Regions from separate parts of the Homo sapiens genome. Here region 2 is linked to region 1. A link is an interaction called in ENCODE POLR2A ChIA-PET data of the cell type or tissue named here. Cell type or tissue: OCI-LY7. All regions are shown on one strand.

Region 1 (2,500 bases):
TGATATTATATGCAAAAATTCATTCTCACATATATTTTTAAATCTATATGTGCATGTGTGTGTATTTATATGCACACATGTTTATGTTTGACTGTTGACTTTGGAATTTTTTTTTTTTGAGACAGAGTCTTGCACTGTCACCCAGGCTGGAGTGCAGTGGCACAATCACAGCTTACTACAACCTCTGCCTCTCGGGTTCAAGTGATTCTCCTGCCTTAGCCTCCCAAGTAGCTGGGATTACAGGCATGTGCCACAACACCCAGCTAATTTTTGTATTTTTAGTAGAGACAGGGTTTCACCATGTTGGCCAGGCTGGTCTCGAACTCCTGACCTCAGGTGATCCACCCACCTCAGCCTCCCAAAGTGCTGGGATTACAGGCATGAGCCAATGCACTTGGCTGGTTTTGGAATTTTTGATTGCATGTCTTTAACTGGCCAGGGGTGGAGAATAGGAGGGAGGATTAAGTTGCTGAGTTTGGCAAACTCAGATAAAAACATTTACTAGGCGAGGTGCCCAACAAGTGCTTGCTACACAACCTATGCTACTCTGGAAGACAGTTCTTGACCCAAAGGAGGTTGAAGTTGTTTCTGTGACAGACAAACATCTGTTTAGTGGAATACAAGGCAGGCTGATGTAAAGTCTCAGCTAGAGGTAAAAGGAAGTTGATACTTATCATAGGATGTAGGATTTCAGCTCTTGTTTATTTCATAGAACCCTAGCAAATGGAAAGACTTGTGAATAGTGTACAACCCTACACTTCATAGAGCTGATTTTTAAGAGTGTATTTGTCAAACTGGATTATTCACTAAAGAAAATGTTTCTACCCCATAAGTAAATCTTTTTTGTTAGAGCTGCTGTGATTTTGTTGTAGTGTACCCTTTAATATATTAATTACTGAAGGATTTTTACCTTGTAAGCATGATATAATTATTTTCCTTAGAAAAAGGAACGCCTTTAAAATTATCTTGGAAATTTCCATTTTTCTATAATGTAATTTGTTTATGCTGGGAGACTATTTGTAAATGAGGATTGATTATCAATATTTTTTCTCAGGTAAGGGGCAGAGACTAAATTGAAAGAACTTGTTGGGTGAAATTGCTGTGTTAGTTACAAGACAGTTGTGAATAACTTGAAAACAGGTATCATGAGCACCACTTTATTTCCTGCAAATAAGAACTCTGATGACACATAGTAGGTGTTTTCTTGCTGACTTGCTTTGTCATTTTAGGTCTAATCTTTTCAGTAGCAAATTATATTTTGGTATTTTAGGCAGTAAAGGAAGGGATAAAGATTTACACATATAAACCTTAGTAGAATCTTACAACGTTTCAAACACTGGGGTGATAAAGAGAAAGCTTGCAGGAAGCTTATCATTGCCTGGAATAGAAATAATGCTATTTTTCTCAAATAATTAAGAATTAAGAAGGACTTATTAAGAAATTGCTTATGCCTAGGAGTGTGACCAAAATAGCAGTACCATAAAGAGCTGTGTACTTGAGGAGGCAAGATTAAGACCTATGAAAACATCGAATGCTAAAACAGGAAAGCCCCAGTTCAAAAAGCTTGTAAACTCCTGTCTAATATGTTCGTCCTCAGTGTTTTCCTTTGCCTGTATAAATTAGCAGCACAATTGTGCTTCCATTAACACATTAAAGCCAGTAGGTTCCATGTCAAATGTTTGTGTTTGTAGTTAAATTCAAAATGAAACAGCAAAACACTGGTCGGCCAGGTGTGGTGGCTCATGCCTGTAATCCCAGCACTTTGGGAGGCTGAGGTAGGCAGACTGCTTAAGCCCAAGAGTTCAAGACCAGCCTGGGCAACATGGTGAAACCCTGTTCTCCAAAAAAACACAAAAATTAGCTGGGCATGCTGGCATATCTATAGTCCCAGCTACTCAGGAAGCTGAGGTGAGAGGATCACCTGAGCCTGGGAGGTTGAGGCTGCAGTGAAGTGTGATTGCACCACTGCACTCCAGCCTAGGCAACAGAGTGAGATCCTGTCTCAAAACAGCAAAACAAAAACAAAAACAAAAACAAATAAAAACACTATAAAGTTCCATAAAGTCAGACAAGAGAAAATCTTGAATTCAGAAGGACGTCAGAGAAATCTCTGAACTGGTTAGGGCAAGTTTCTATGGGCAAAATCACCCCAAGGTCTATTTCAGATTCCAAATCTAATGTTCATTCAAGATCTGATCTACCCTCCCTGGGCTTGTTGAGGTTTTCGTCTTTGCCAATGGAAATTTTGCCTGGGAAAGGAGAGGAATGGAACTCAAGCTCATTGAGATGGTGGTCACTATCATAAATTTGGGAATGTTCAGGAGTAAGGGAGGATAATATCTTGCATCTACCTTGTGAGTAGGTCTTACCAGTTCTGGCCCTGAACCTAACCCTTTGAAGGGTCTCAGCTCTGAGGCTGTGAACCCCTCTGGGACCTAATAGCTTTTCTTTTCCCTTCCTAGGAAGCTGCATGCTACTGGTGCCTACTTATACATTACAC
Region 2 (2,500 bases), 350 kb before region 1:
TAGTGCTCAGTACTTGGCTGCCACCATGGCTCCTGGACCACCTCTGCCCTGGGCTTGAGACCTTCAGGCTATGCCCCTTATTCCCAGGGCAACCTAACCCCCCAGGCTTCAGATTGGGAACTTCCTCCCAAAACAGTGCTTGGGGCTTTTTCATGTGAATTCCACAGTTAATGCTGCTGCCGCCGCCTCAATGCTACCCTCTGAGGCCAAGCTTGACATGCTGTTATTGACCTGGCATACCCAAATTTCATTTCTGGTAAGAGCCATTTCTGGTCACCCACCAGAATGGGTGACCCATGCAGTTGCTAAATAGTGCCAGAGCGTGGGGAAATGCCTGAAGTACTTTGGCGATGTCCAGGTATTTCACATTTGCTTTCATTGTGATTCTGGGCTGAATTTCAGTGCTCATCAACATGTTTGGCAATACAGAGACACAGCCTTGGCCTAGAGAAGGCTTAAGCCATCTGTTCTCTTAAGTGATAGAAAGGATGAGACAGAATTAGCTAGAACCAGGAAAATACAAGCAATGCTTTCTGAAGAGCATGACCCTGGTAGAAATTTTGCTTTGTGTGCTCATACAGAGATCCATAAAACTGTTGAATGTAATGGTCAGAAATCTATGGTCAGAGACACAATGTAGGTTAATGTTTACCAAAGTCTTGGGGAAGAGGAGAATGAGTACACAGTTTTTTAGAGGAGGTGGGGAAACTGTTCTAAAATTAGATAGTGGTAATGGCTGTACAACTCTGTGGATATACTAAAAACCACTGAATTGAACACTTTAAAAGGGTGAATTTTATGATGTGTGAAGTATATCTCAATAAAGTCATTATTTTCAAAAAGAAATCTATGATCTATAGCAAAAAAGAAAAAAAAAACCCTAATTCACATTTAACAAATACTTGTTCAGCATCTACCATGCACCAGGCTTTGTCTGAGGCATGAGAGGCATTCAGAAATAAAGCAAACAAGAAGTTTCTAGCTCAGAGATGCACCAAAATTCCTCCTTGCCCACATCTAAGGCTTACCTGGAATTGTGTCAGTTTAGAGCCAGATGTGGGCAACAGTTACTGCCTTTGGACTTCCTAGCAGAGAGATACTGCCTGTCTTTGGCAACCCTGGAGCCCTTGCATCTCCAGGGAGTGTTTCACTGATGAGCTGGCTAATCTCGGTGGTTACTTGATAATCACAGAAACAGAGCTGGCTGCAATGAATCTTCTTGTGGGAACCATCCAAGCTTTTCTCTGGAGCTCCATAATGCAGAAATTCAGTACAGAGAGCTCTAAAATGAGACGTCCTCCTGAGTGGATAGCACTCCTGCGAGGTGGAATTGCCTGGCAGTTTCAAGCTCCTTAGTAATTGGACCTAATTTTCATCCTCACCTTGAGGGGTTAAGTCCACTTGAGTAGCAGTCATGACCTGGACACAATGAAGCCCTACTTTCACTTCCTCTCTGGGAGACAGGATCTGCCTTTGCAGGGGCAATGTGTTATTTGCATGAAATTGTTTCAGCCATGGGACCTGACCACACCTCCATCATGACCAAAATTAAAAGAGCTTGGAAGAATCCTGCCCTCCACAGGTTAACACTTTCTAGCTTCCGGAAGTGTCCAACATCTGTTCTTCAACCTTCCCTCCAACCAGAGCAAGGCCAGGCCCTGAATGACCCCACTAAATATAACCCAGTTGTTCAACACCCACCTCTCTCCTGAGGAAAAAAATCAATTGCAACCAGATGAGAATTTCCATATGTGCCAAATTGAGCCCCCAGGCAGGAGAACAAAGAGACAGTGTTGAAAAGATGTCACCCAGTAGGGAGACAGGCAGGAGCCCACATCCTGGGGACCCACTAGTGTAAACCGTTCTGAGATGTGTATGTGTTCTCCAGGGAAGAAAAAGCTGTACAGGCAAGCGCAGTCCTAGTGTTGTATTTGGGAACTCCAGGAGAAGTGAGGATGGGCCAGTGGAAGGATAGTACTTAGGGCATCTAGAAACCAGACACTTCCAATTTGGAAGCTATCTGAGGAGCTGGGTGGGGACTCGTGATGCCTTCTATAAAGACTTGGGCTAAGTGGAGAAGTTTGCTTGGCTGAAGCAATACGAAAAGGATAGTTCATTTTTATTTTGGATAAAGTGAAACTTCAGCTTTAAAAAAAAGCTGTTGTAACCAGAGCCCATCTCACAGATAAACACAGAAAAGCACTGTTGGCTGTAGCCATCCACCCTCAGGAATTGTGCCTTGGAAGTCACAATAAGTGGCAGTTTGAAGGTCATGAACAGGTTCTGTCCAGCTGTCTAACAGGAGGAGAAAACAGGTGAGCAGAAGGGGAAGCGTTTAAAATAACAAGGGGGCTCTTTAAATAGAGCTATAAAACTGGGTGGCAAACCTAGTCCAAGGGTTAAAAACAAGCTTTTCTTCCAAAGTTTCTATGGCAACTAGATAACATCTACAGCAAGAGTGTAGTTAATGAAATATTTCTTCTAGACCAACATGTAGCAG

The links. Peaks named below come from ENCODE experiments on the same cell type or tissue, not always from the same donor. Only the 100,000 strongest peaks of a DNase experiment are listed, where the experiment ranks them.
Region 2: POLR2A ChIA-PET joins it to region 1 with 8 read pairs; 2 of 35 experiments call an interaction of 5 or more read pairs at or near these places.

Annotation. Positions count from the first base shown.
Region 1 is chr14:32,319,880-32,322,379 of GRCh38, forward strand. No RefSeq gene overlaps it. Among named protein-coding and RNA genes, the nearest start is that of AKAP6, 8.2 kb to the right of the region's middle. In OCI-LY7, no CTCF peak of the experiment used is centred here; no DNase peak of the experiment used is centred here.
Region 2 is chr14:31,967,177-31,969,676 of GRCh38, forward strand. No RefSeq gene overlaps it. Among named protein-coding and RNA genes, the nearest start is that of LINC02313, 24 kb to the left of the region's middle. In OCI-LY7, no CTCF peak of the experiment used is centred here; a DNase peak (open chromatin) is centred at 1,465.